2 separate regions of the Homo sapiens genome follow, and region 1 is linked to region 2. Evidence: chromatin contacts called from ENCODE Hi-C or POLR2A ChIA-PET data. All regions are on one chromosome and are shown on one strand. Each heading gives the region's core, a stretch centred on a gene start or an enhancer-like site at or near the end of the contact. The rest is flanking DNA. Distances are from core to core; before and after follow the strand shown. Region 1 holds the start of MYO1C (myosin IC). Region 2 overlaps ABR (ABR activator of RhoGEF and GTPase).

Region 1 (6,286 bases), core at 279-2,778, 370 kb before region 2:
TGCTGAGTTTTCCCCCATGGTAACCTATCCCTGCCCCCAACACATATACCTAGGGACCTCCAAAGCCCTCACTTGCCCACCTGTTCCTTCTCACATGCACAGCCATCACGAGGGTTACTGCATGGCACCCTTCATTGGGCAGATGGGAAAGCCAAGGCTCAGAGAAGTGGTACAGTCTCTTCAAAGTTCCAGGCACCTGTGGTTTCCCACAGGACCAGAAACAGGAATGGGGTCTGAACCCACCCGCAGAGCGGTCTCAGTAGTCTGTAAAATACAGATGATGTCCCTATTCTCAAGATTACTGTGGGAGAACAATTGCAGAAAGTGTATCGCACTAGACCCGCCTCCCCGTTCTGATTAATGCGGCCCCGGGGCTTGACCCCAGGGGTCCCCCCACATGCTCACCTCCCCCGTGGTGAACTGAGGTCGCCACACACCCAGCCTCCTGTGTGGGAGGGGTGAGCCCAGCAGTGATTGAGAGGCGGAAAGGGGAATGGGGGGTGCTCTCCGTCCTCTGGGCCCCAGTCAGGATATGGCCGTTCTGGGTCCACCCCGACCCACTGGGTGGAAACAGGAAATAAGTGAGACCTGGTGTGCACTGGGTCTACGCCTGGCTCCACGGCTGATAAGGGCCATTGTGTGGCCGCCGGGGATGAGCCTGCTCTGGATAGATGTGCTTCCCGGAGGAAGGAAGGAAGGCTTGCTAGCTTTTCCGGGGCGGGGGAAGCTGTGGGGAGAGAGAAGGGTGCCGGGGGGAAGGCCCCTGCCTATGGGGCTGTCGGTGCCAGCACACACCCACGGGACTCAGCCCTTCCTATGCCAGCCTCTCCCTCTGGAAAGGTCTGTTTCCCCTATCCACTTCCCTGTTCTTACTTCCTATAAGGAATGGCTGGAGACTGGAGGGCTCAGTCTCAGGCCAGGAAAGTGTCAGCTGTGATTTAGCAACAATAAAAATAGAAAAGCAGGAACATCAGGGGTGGGGGTCACCTGGGGGTACTGTTGAAACGCAAGGGATGAACAGGGCTAGAGGTTGCCCACACCCAGGGAACCCAGGAACTAACCTCACAAGCTCTGAGGCTCAGAGGAGGGTAAGCCAAGAGCTTCCTCACAGCGGGACAGCCCCCTGTCCGGGCCCTGCATGACCAGGCCCCAGCAGCCCTGGTCTCTCAAACTCATGGTGGGGGCTCACCTGCTGTGGGGGGCAGCCCCGTTGAGGGGATGTGCAGGAAAGCCAGTGCCTACTAACGGGTCCTCTTGGCCTAGGGGAGGGCATGCCGTCTGGTTTGGGGAGTGGGCCCCGTGCTCTCTAGGTGGTACCAGAGAGTGGGCAGGAGGAGGGGCCCAGCCATAGAGCTGCCGTGGGGATGGGGGGAAGGGGAAAGGCGTCCTAGCCTTTGACCTGGAGCCCAGGGTCCCCCATGGGTGGCTGCATCGGCTCCTCTGGTTACCTGGGACAACAGGCATTTCCTCCATCCCCAGCCCCTCCTCTTCCTGCTCCAACCATCCGGGCCAAGAGGCCTCCCAGTCAGACCTGGACGGCTCCAGCCGTGTCCTGAGGAGCTGGACCAGCCACATCCCCTGGGGCTGCAGTTGAAGCAGAACCAAGTGGCCATCCCGGCGTTAGACCGTAGGTTCCTGGTCCCGGAGTGGTCGGAGCCCGCCAGTGGGCAGGCAGCTCTTGCTCACAGGCCGCGGTGCCCAGGCCGCTGGCTCTCCGCAGGGCGGAATGGCGCTGCAAGTGGAGCTGGTACCCACCGGGGAGATCATCCGCGTGGTTCATCCCCACAGGCCCTGCAAGCTTGTAAGCTGGGATGCTCTGGGCTGGGAGGAGGGTGGGAGCGTCTCCCCAAGGCCGGGCAGCCCCTCTCAGGCGAGCCCTCGGGCAAGAGCTGAGCAGCGGGGAGGGGTTCCGATCCTTGGCGGGGCCAGAACAGACTGAACAAGACGGGGTGAGTGGAAGAGTAAGGATGCAAGGGCCACTAGCAGCAGGATTTTTGGAAGTGGAGGTCTGGGCTTGACTCTTCCCCGGCTTCCCGAACCTCAGTGGGCAGAACCGTGAATACTGGGCACAAAAGGCAAGTGCCGGCTGCTGTGAGGTCGAAGGACCAGGGCATGGAAGCTCCAGGCTCAGTCAACGCCCCGCTCCTCTCCAGTCCGCAGGGCTGGGACCGCCCAAGACTCAGAACAGAAGGACGGTGTGGGAGGTGGGTGAAGGGTCACGGGTGGGTAGAAACGGGGGAGCGCGGCCCTGGCCCGGCCCGCAGGAAGGGGCTGGAGATGCAAAGGGCCCGGAGGAGGGAGAAAGTCGGGCGCCCCCACGCCCCCAGCAGCGCGGCGGGGAGCCGGGTCTTCGGCCGGAGGGGCGCGCGCGTGTTCGCTGTGGCCCCGGGAACGGGCCGAGGCGGGGGCCGCACGCACCGAGGCTTCGCGGACGCGGCCGGGGCTGAGGCGGGGCGGGGCGGGGCCGGAGGGTGCGCGGCCCTGCCCGGGATGACGACAGGCTGCGGCCCGGCCCCCGGCGGGCCCTGGGCGGGGAGAGTGCGCCCGGGCCGCGGATCCCCAAGCCCGCCACGCCGCCCAGCCCGGCCCCGCCCGCGCCGGAAGAGCCACGCCGGTGGGTACTCGGGGCGCGGGGACGGCGGCCGCGGGGGGCGGGTGTGGGGAGCGGGCGGCCGGGCCGGGAGCCGCCGTGCACGAGGCAGGGGTCACGGCCGGGGATCGCTGGGGCCGAAGAACGGCCGCGTGGACCCGTGCGGGGGGGGGGGGTCCCACGACCCGGAGGCGCCGGCGCAGCCTGGTGGAGACTTAGATTTACCTGCGGGGAGCGGGAGGCGGGGAAGAGCGGCCTGGGCTGCAGGACCCAGGACCCTGCGCGCCCTTCGGGCCCCGCCCGCAGCCCTGCTCCGCCTCTGGGTTCCGGAGAAGCCGCCTAAACCCGCCCCTTCCCGTTCTCCGCCCCTGGGGCCCAGCGCGCCCCGAGTGTGACGGGCGGGGGGCTCCGGGGTGGCCGGAGAAGGAGGATGGCCACGCGGCCCTCAGTCCTCACGCTCCGGCCTCCCGCGCACACGCCTGGCTCTGAGATTCATTCATTCATCCAGGGGTCCGGGAAGGGGTGACTGAGCCCCACCGTGTGCCTCGCTGCGTGTAGGGAGTGGGAGCCGTCTCCTGGGAGGGACTGACAAGGAAACAGCTGATTCCTGCGGGGTGCGATAAGGAGGCGCTGCGTGTTTGGGAGAATCAGGAAGGGGTTCTGGAGGAGGTGACACCTGAGCCGAGTCTCAGTGAGGTGGGCAGGGAGAGTGCCCCGGGCTGGGGAAGCCGCAGGTGCAGGCACTGAAGCTTGGACTGGCTGGCGACGGTGCGAAGGCCCCCTCCTGGGGGGAGGGGTGGGGGGAGAGGGGACTGGAGCGGGCCATCTGGCACATCGGAATGCAGGAGCAGTGGGGTAAACTGGGGACAGCAGGGGGGTCTCGGGAGTTCATAGGCAGGGTCCTGGTAAGCAGCAGTGAGTGTGAATCATGGGCCTGGCATATGGAGGGTGTCCTAAACCTTCACTCTATGAACATGAGGTGTTGATTTGATTTGTGTTGCCCCAGAGGAAATGGATTGGTAGGAGGAAGGCAAGGAGGCCAGTTAGGCTGCTGTCTTGGCCCAGGTAAGGAGCAGTGATGGAGGTGAGGTTTTTGTTTGTTTTTGTTGTTGTTTTGTTTTGTTTTGAGATGGAGTCTCGCTCTGTTGCCCAGGATGGAATGCAGTGGTGCGACCTCTGCTCACTGCAACCTCCACCTGCCGGGTTCAAGCTATTCTCCTGCCTCAGCCTCCTGAGTAGCTGGGATTACAGGTGTGTGCCACCGCGCCCAGCTAATTTTTTTTTTTTTTTAGTAGAGACGGGGTTTCACCGTGTTAGCCAGGATGGTCTCAATCTCCTGACCTTGTGATCCACCTGCCTAGGCCTACCAAAGTGCTGGGATTACAGGCCTGAGCCACCGCGCCCGGCCTGGAGGTGAGGTTTTAGCAGGTCGTGACTACTTGGTGTGAGGAGTGGAGGCAGGAGAGCAGGCCTGTTAATGCCAGGCTGTGATGACCAGCTCAAACAGTGCCACCCTTCTCTCTACAAGGACATTAAACAGGGAGTACAGGTTAGGGGTCAAAGGCCCTCTTTTTTTTTTTTTTTTTTTGAGACAGTGTCTCTGTCACTCAGTCTGGAGTGCAGTGGCATGATCTCAGCTCTCTGCAACCTCTTCCTCCAGGATTCAAGCAGTTCTCCTGTCTCAGCCTCCCAAGTAGCTGGGATTACAAGCGTGTGCCACCACACCCTGCTAATTTTTTGTATTTTTAGTTGAAACAGGGTTTCACCATGTGGGCCAGGCTGGTCTGGAACTCCTGACCTCAAGTGATCTTGCCTGCCTTGGCCTCCCAAAGTGCTGGGATTACAGGCATGAGCCACCGCTCCTGGGCCGTTTACTTTTTTTTTTCCCCCATACAAATTTATGTTAACATGTTATGGGTTTATTGCTTTGTTTCTTTGTTTGTTTGACACTGGGTCTTCTGGGGTACCCAGGCTGGAGTGCAGTAGCACCATCACAGCTCACTGCAGCCTCAACCTCTTGGGCTCAAGCAATCCTCCCACCTTAGCCTTCCAAGTAGCTGGGACCACAGGCACACACCATGCCTGGCTAACTTTTTAAAAAAATTTTAGTGGAGGCAGGGGTCTCACCACTATGTGGCCCAGGCTGGTCTTGAACTCCTGGCCTCAAGCGATCCTCCCACCTCGGCCTCTCAAAGTTCTGGGGTTACAGGTGTGAGCCACTCACTGCACCTTGCCTCTGTTCACGTTTGCTGGACCCCCCAGGCAGAGGTGTCTGGCAGCCAAAGATCCATGGTTGTGTAGCTAGAATGGACAGTCCTTGACCAAGGCCCTGTGAGCAATCAGGGTAGAGACCCTAAGTCGCCACTATCTCCTCCCCATTTCCCTTCACAACAATTCCCTGAGGTCTGGAACGGTCCTTGGTGGGCAGCCAGGCCCAGATCTAAGATTTGTTTAATAAACAGAAGTTGAAGCCCTGCTCTGTGCCACCCGTGAGACAAGCTGTGGCTGCCTTTCTGCTGCCTTGGGCTCAGTGGACATCGGTTTATAGCAGCAGTCCCGGGTGCCTCAGATGACACCTCCTCCCAGCCCCCAACACCCCTACCCCATGGCAAGATCTGTGTGCCCTTAGGCTGGGGGAACATTTGAGCTTTCCGCTGTCCGCAGAAGTCAGGCTTGTAGGCACCTGGCCTATAGGAGCTGAAGGGCACTAGATAGCCCAGGTCTGCTGGGCCACCCCATCCCCTGTGGTTCCAGTAAATGCCTCCCCAGGTGGGAGAAGACCCAGAGGCAGCCTTGGGGAAGAAGTCTCCTATGTCACTCAGGGGCCATGGCCTGCAGGGAACCTCTAGGCCCAGAGCCAAAGGCCCTGGCCCACTCCTAAAGCCCACATGTGACATAATAGAATCACACGACACCGACAGGGGCCTGAACGGTGTCACTGAAGGTCACAGCCCTGGTAGCCCTGATAACCGCACAAAGAGGCTCAGGGCAGCCCTGCAGTAAGGTGTTCCAGTGCCCGGGTTCCAGTCCCACTCCTCCTGAGACCTTGCACAAGTCACCTGCCCAGCCTCAAGTTCTTCTGCATTGGAGTGATGATACGGACCTCACGGCTTGGCTGGCGTCACTGAAAGGAGTAACCCAAGAAAGCGCGGAGAACGCAGGAGGCGCCTGGCGCTGCAGCCTCAGCCGCGGCGTCTTTCCCACCCAGGTTCCCCGCTTCCCTCCCCGCCCGGGGCTCGCGCTTCCGTCCAGTGAGGAGGGGCAGGCCGGGGGTTGCCAGTGCTGGAGCCGCCCTGGGGCCCGCGAGCGGCGGAGACGCCCCCTCCTTCCGCCGCCGGGCGGTGGCTGCGGGGGCGCCAGCGGGCATCCCGGGAATGCGGCGGCGCGGCCCGGGAACTGGAAGAAGCGGGCCCGACCCCTCCGCGCGCGGATTCCCCTCATTCCAACCGCGTGACGTGGAGGGGCGGGGCGGACACTGCGGCCGCGAAGCTCCGCCCCGTCCTCTGGCCGCGCCCCCGCTGGCTCCTGCCACGCCCCCGGCCCGAGTCCCCCACGCCTCGCGGGGCAGGGAGAGAGCTGAGCTTCCGGGAGGGGCTCTCTTGACCCTCTACCCCGTCTTCTAGGACGTTCCCCACCCCTGGGCGGGCTGGAGGCTGGGTCGCCTCCTTGCTCCCTCTAGATTTTCCTTGTTCTGTT
Region 2 (6,492 bases), core at 1,049-3,548:
GCCGGGGCCATGGCTGCCGGGGGCCGCCGCCGGCGCCCACTACGCTACCAGTCCCTGGCAGCTCTGGTGGAGGATTCTCAGTGGCCTTTCTTGTTCCTTGTCTCAGACTTCAGCTACGGGACGGACGAGTACGACGGAGAGGGGAATGAGGAGCAGAAGGGGCCCCCGGAGGGCTCAGAGACCATGCCGTACATCGATGAGTCGCCCACCATGTCCCCGCAGCTCAGCGCCCGCAGCCAGGGCGGGGGGGATGGCGTCTCCCCGACTCCACCTGAGGGACTGGCTCCTGGGGTAGGTACACCGGCTTTTCTTTCTGGGTTTGGGGAGGGGTGACGGGAAGGCCTGGGCATCGTGGGCCAGGCCCTGCTTGGGTTGGTCTCGAGAGATTGGGACTGGAGACGTTTGGACCTGGCCGTTCTTGGTGCCTCGTCATCTCGTCCTGGCCCTGGACCCCTCTCAGGCTCGGGCTTCCCTCCCCACCTGCTTTGCCAACGCTGCCGCCCCTGTCTCTCCCCGTCTACTAGCCGTCTGCTCCCCAGGCCTCCCAGACCCCTCCGTGCCTCTTTCAGCTTTCCCCTGTTAGCCTGTCTCCTCCAGAGGACCCAGGAGAGGACCAGGCTCTCCTCCCCTCTGCACCCAGGCCAGGCAGTGGCTGCATGCGTGGCCCGTGGGCTCCAGGTGTTCAGATGCTGCTCCCGCAAAGCCAGCCTGGGCCTGGTGCTCCCTGTGGGTGCAATGAGCTGCCCGCTCCAGCCCTCCTCTGTTCACTCTGGAAGGGAACAAACTCTGATGGCATCCACCTCTCCTTGTTGACAGAGACAAGAGTTCTGCTCCAGAGAGAAGCATTGTAGAAGGAATATTAAGTATGTGCTCTGAGACAGGCCAGGGATAGAAACTGTGGAGGGTTTGCGGTCCTTGTCATTAACGTGTTCCTGGCGACAGGGACTGACGCTGTCTGAGCGCAGCTCGTGTGTGCCTGTCGGAGACACATGAACGAGCAAAACAGAGGTTCTGGGGGTTGTTTGCCTGGAGCTGGTGGGGGAGAAGAATCCAAGCCGGTCCTCTGTGGGGGGTGTGTGTTGCAGGAGGCGGTGGGAGTGCCCCATCCTTGCTTGGTCCTGCTCGTCCGGGTGTGTTTTGTAGGGGGTCTCCGTCCTGCCTTCTGACGTCCCCAGAGGAGCAGTCGCTGAGATGCCACGGGCTGCCTCTTCTTCCTCCAGGGGCTAGTGCCCCCCCACCCCAGCTGAGGCCGCCTGAACCCTCCCATTCTTGAGAACCCCCTGCTCCTTCCAGCCCCCCCGGCCACCCTCCACCCCCCACAGAGCTCTCACCCCTCTTCACACACCGGGGTGGCTGTTATAGCCTTTGGCAACAAGGGCCTTGGCAACGGGCTTCCCACTTGGGGGAAGCCACATTGCTGCCATGGCAACAGAGGCCGAGGCCGAGTTTAGCGGCAGTCCAGGCGTGCACCTGTGGGAAGGGCTGGCGGGGGGCAGGTGGGAGGCAAGGGGGCCGGCGAGGGGGTTGGTCAGTGTGTTGTTGACCTGCCCTAAGACGGGAGGCGGGTTAGAGACAAGCGTCTCGGACCTGCGGGGGCAGGGTTTTTGCCCTGGTTCTCCTGGAGGCATTGGGCTCAGGGTACAAATAGTAACCCAAGGAGGCAGAGCAGGTGTTCAGGGACCTGAACGGGGGCCAACCAGGGGAGAGCAAGGAGGAGAAGACTCTCGCTCCCATCTCTGCCTTCAGCTCTCAAACCACAGCAGGGCTCAGAGCCCCGCCCGGGGGGACTCAGCTCTCACCCCACTGTGAGCAGCTGCAGGAAGATGCTGCGGAATCCCGGTGTGGGGCCAGGGTCTTTGCCGCTGCCTGTCCCCGCGCCACCTCCCTCTTTGCTCCCTGTCCCTGTGCCCTGTCCTTGTCGCGTGACCACCATGACTGGTTTCCGTGTCCGTCGATTTTCCGATTCCTTTGGTGCTGGCAGGTGCCTTCTCTCGGGAGACAGATCACGGGCGTCACGCACAGATGCCCCCGCCTGGCGCTCCGGGGCTTCGGGGCAGAACTTGACTTGGTGGCTGTGCGTCTTGCTTGGTGGCTCACGAGGGACTCACTTGGCTTGAGGACCTTGAAATCCAGAGATGCTAGAGTGACTGCCCCCTAAAGTGCTTGTGGCCCCCAGGGTTGATGTTTACACCATCGACTAGAAGCCACGCAAGGCAGGAGTAGGGAGCACTTGTCCAGCCTGGGGATCGTCCGGGCAAAGGTCCCATCCGCGGCACCTGCCTTCCCTCCTCAGGGAGCGTTTCTGCCCTTTCTGCTGGGTCACCGGCCCCACCTAGTGGACTCTGCAGGGATTGCTGTTTACACGGGGTGCCTGGAGGGAGCTGACGCCTCTTCCTGAGTACTTGGGGATGTTTTGGTTAAAAACACTATTAATAAAAGACCGAGGTTTCTGCGGCTTGGCTGTGCTTATTTGGCCAAACAGGTCCCCTCCCCTACCAGGCTTCCTGCTGGGGCCTTGGGAACAGGGGGGACTTCTGGACCAAATCAGACAATTGTTGTAGATATTCAGATATCTGGCTTCTGGCACCGCCTTATCGCTGGGCCTTCCACGCCCAAATATGCAGCCAACGGGAAGCCCAAGGTTGAGTCTTTGTGTTAGTCAGTGTTCTCTAGAGAAACAAAACCAACAGGGTGTGTGCGTTATCTGTATCTATATCTACATACGAAGAAAAGTATTAGAAGGAATTGATTCAGGTGATTATGGAGGCTTAGAGGTCCTAATCTCTGCAGTCAATAGCTGGAGACCCAGGACAGCCAATATTGGTTCCAGTCCAAGTCCAAAGGCCTGAGAGCTAGGAGAGCCAGGGATGTAAATTCCAGCTCATAAGCCAGTGGACTCGAGGCTCAGGAAGAGCCAGTGTTTCAGTCCGAGTCTGGAGGCTGGAGGAGGCCAACATCCCAGCTCACGCTCAGGTAGTCAGGCGAGAGGAGCTTCCTCTTATTCTGCCTTTTTGTTAATTCAGGTGTTCAGTGGATTGGATGAGGCCCACCTACACTGGGGAGGAGTCTTTTTACTCAGTCCACCAATACACATATCAACCTCATCCCAAATGCCTCACAAATATGTCCGGATTAATGTTTGGACAAGTATCTGGACACCTTGTGGCCTAGTCAGGTTGGCCTAGAAAATGAAGTGTCATACTATTATTCCTTCAGCCACCCAGGATGGAAAGCAGATAAGCTTTGCGCAGATGAAAATCTATTACTCTCAGGCTGGGCGCGGTGGCTCACGCCTGGAATCCCAGCACTCTGGGAGACTGAGGCAGCCAGATTACCTGAGGTCAGGAGTTTGAGACTAGCCTGGCCAACATGGTGAAACCCTGTCTCTACTAAAAATACAAAAATTAGCCGGGCGTGGTGGCACATGCCTGTAATCCCAGCTACTCAGGAGGCTGAGGCGGGAGAATCACTTGAACCTGGGAGGTGGAAGTTGCAGCGAGCCGAGATCTTGCCACTGCGCTCCAGCCTGGGTGACAAAGCGAGACTCCATCTCAAGAAAATAAAAGAAAATCTACTCTTTAGCTGTGAGACATTGGGCAAGTGTCCTCATACCGCTGAGCCTCAGTCTCCTTGTCTCTAGATAGCTCTAACTCCCCTGAAAGGTAGTGGGGAGGAGGCCCCACTGTGAGCAGCTCTCAGACCACAGCAGGGCTCAGAGCCCTGCCTTGGGGACTCAGCTCCCATCCCACTGTGAGCAGCTCTCAGACCACAGCAAGGCTCAGAGCCCTGCCTGGGGGACTCAGCTCCCATCCCACTGTGAGCAGCTCTCAGACCACAGCAGGGCTCAGAGCCCTGCCTTGGGGACTCAGCTCCCATCCCACTGTGAGCAGCTCTCAGACCACAGCAGGGCTCAGAGCCCTGCCTGGGGGGACTCAGCTCCCATCCCACTGTGAGCAGCTGCAGGAAGATGCTGCGGAATTTCAGCATGAGGGGAGGCCTGCAGCATTAGGCCTGGCTCACCAAAGTGCACAGCCCTTGGCCACCAGGGCCCACAAGACTTTTCTCGCCAGGTTTAGAGGGCTGGGGAGCCAACAGCATTACCACTGCAAAGACCAAGTCTGATCAATATCTGCTGCACCATGACCGAACCTGCTTTTGCAATCAACCTCCTTTCTGCCACATGGGGTGGCCCCGGGTGAAGCCGGGTCTCTGCGGTGTTGGCAGGACATGCTCCTCTCTCCCCAGCACGCCCTTCCACAGCCTTGCACTCTGCCTTTGTCTTCTTTTGTGTCCCCAAGACATGGATCCCACAGAGGTATTAGGGTGAAACCTGAAGCCCTGCCCCATAAACCCTGCCCAAGTCCAGGCTGAGCAGGGCAGCACGGCAGGGCCAGGCCCACAGACCACGGGTGGCTCCATTCAGCGGAGACTGCCCAGTTTCACTCTGAGAAGAAAGGGCCAGGACTCATCTCAGCTGACAAGTGGGGGTGTAGGTTCCTAAGGCAGGACCATGGTCTTACAGAAAACCCGCCTCCCCACAGGCCACAGACTCCTCTGTCTGCTTGCCTCTTGGGAAGCTTAGTAAAAAGGGGCTACAAGGCAGAGAGAAGAACTGGGTTTTGTCCCCACTCTACCACTGTCTCACTGTGTGGCCTGAGGGGTGTCACTCATGACTCCCCACCAGAGCTGCAGTTTGCTCATCTGTAGTGTGAAGACACTGAGAATTTCCTCCCTCCTGACCTCACAGGGCTCAAACCTCACAGCTGTTGTGAGGTTTCTGTGAGATGGTGTTTGGCAGAATGCTTTGTCAATGTAAAATCGAAACAGGGGATTAGACTCCAGCCTGCAGGAGAACCCAAAGATAAGGGTGGAGGCGAATTGAAATCCTCACCATTGGCCGGGTGCGGTGGCTCACGCCTGTCATCCCAGCACTTTGGGAGGCCGAGGTGGGTGGATCACCTGAGATCAGTAGTTCAAGACCATCCTGGCCAGCATGGTGAAACCCCGTCTCTACTAAAAACATACACAAAAAATTAGCTGGGTGTGGTGGCAGGTGCCTATAATCCCAGCTACTTGGGAGACTGAGGCAGGAGAATTGCTAGAACCCAGTGGGGGCAGAGGTTGCAGTGAGCTGAGATCACGCCATTGCACTCCAGCAGCCAGGGGGACAGAGTGAGATGCCATCTCAAAAGAAAAAGAAAAAAAGGAAAAAAAAAATCATCATCATTGTCCCTATCATCCTCTTCCTCCTCCTCCCCCTCATCACAGCTGCTTAGAGAGGCTTGTGCTGAACCTTTCACGTGTTGGTTTCATTTAAGAGCCCCAACAACTCTATGAGGTAGGTGCTATAACCATCTCCACATTACAGGTGCGAAAACTGGGGCTCGGAGAGGTGACGTAATTTGCCTAAGATTAGCTGGGCATGGTAGTTCACTCCCATAATCCCATCTACAAGGGGAACTGAGGCAGGAGGATCGCTTGAGCCCAGGAGTTGGAGGCTGAGAGGTGCTAGGATCACGCCTGCGAATAGGCATTGTACCCCGCCTGGGTGACAGAGCAAGACTCCATCTCTTAATAATAGCTATTAATATTATTGTTTGTCCAAGACCATGCAGCCAGTGGGGCAGCGTGTTATTGAAACTTGGGTTTCTATGATGCCAGAGCCTGCACAGCGCTGTCAGGTCCCGCTCACACGCCCTCCCTTGTGAAGCTTTCACACCCACCCCGCCGCTGATCCTACTGCAGTTTGGGAGGTGTGCACGGTCACTTGTGGGGTGCATCCGCCCTGTGAGATCAGGACCTTAATCCCTGATCATCTCTGTGGACCCCAGTGGAAGCTTCTTGGCACCTAGGGGTTCTCAACTGGTATTTGTGGAATGGAACCAAGTAGTTCTGGGATGTTCAGTCAGGAGGAAGGGAGGAGCAAGGAAGGCTCAGGCAATAACGCTGGGAAGAACTCAGGCTCAGGGATAACGCTGGGAGGAACTCAGGCTCAGGGATAACGCTGGGAAGAACTCAGGCTCAGGGATAACGCTGGGAGGAACTCAGGCTCAGGGATAACGCTGGGAGGAACTCAGGCTCAGGGATAACGCTGGGAGGAACTCAGGCTCAGGGATAACGCTGGGAGGAACTCAGGCTCAGGGATAACGCTGGGGAGGAACTCAGGCTCAGGGATAAAGCTGGGGAGGAACTCAGGCTCAGGGATAACGCTGGGAGGAACTCAGGCTCAGGGATAACGCTGGGAGGAACTCAGGCTCAGGGATAACGCTGGGAGGAACTCAGGCTCAGGGATAACGCTGGGAGAACTCAGGCTCAGGGATAACGCTGGGAGAACTCAGGCTCAGGGATAACGCTGGGAGGAACTCAGGCTCAGGGATAACGCTGGGAGGACTCAGGCTCAGGGATAACGCTGGGAGGAACTCAGGCTCAGGGATAACGCTGGGAGGAACTCAGGCTCAGGGATAACGCTGGGGGGAACTCAGGCTCAGGGAT

What was found. Hi-C counts contacts between places; a loop is a spot of excess contacts on that map. ChIA-PET counts read pairs that join two places held with the same protein, here RNA polymerase II (POLR2A). Pooled maps may share reads with other maps.
Region 1: a pooled map shows a loop between it and region 2 (2.5-fold over the local background). The contact joins the promoter of MYO1C here to the enhancer-like site in region 2. A Hi-C loop is called at or near these places in 7 of 50 pooled maps. POLR2A ChIA-PET finds 5 or more read pairs at or near these places in 2 of 52 experiments (HEK293 and WTC11).

The regions. Positions count from the first base shown.
Region 1 is chr17:1,487,928-1,494,213 of GRCh38, reverse strand. MYO1C (myosin IC) reads left to right here and starts at 1,528. Exons shown (of 32, transcript NM_001080779.2): 1 at 1,528-1,801. The coding sequence starts at 1,727. It overlaps LOC105371483 (a long non-coding RNA gene), which reads right to left and starts at 1,427. Exons shown (of 2, transcript XR_934145.4): 1 at 589-1,427; 2 at 1-264. RefSeq lists silencers at 2,273-2,672, 2,753-3,192, 5,739-6,208 and an enhancer at 2,477-3,196.
Region 2 is chr17:1,118,982-1,125,473 of GRCh38, reverse strand. ABR (ABR activator of RhoGEF and GTPase) reads left to right here. Exons shown (of 23, transcript NM_021962.5): 2 at 107-291. Among named protein-coding and RNA genes, the nearest start is that of ABR, 58 kb to the left of the region's middle. RefSeq lists enhancers at 1,433-1,974, 1,975-2,517. Within about 2 kb of position 2,298, at least 25 of the 41 ENCODE cell types and tissues checked have a DNase peak (open chromatin) inside an H3K27ac peak, as active enhancers do.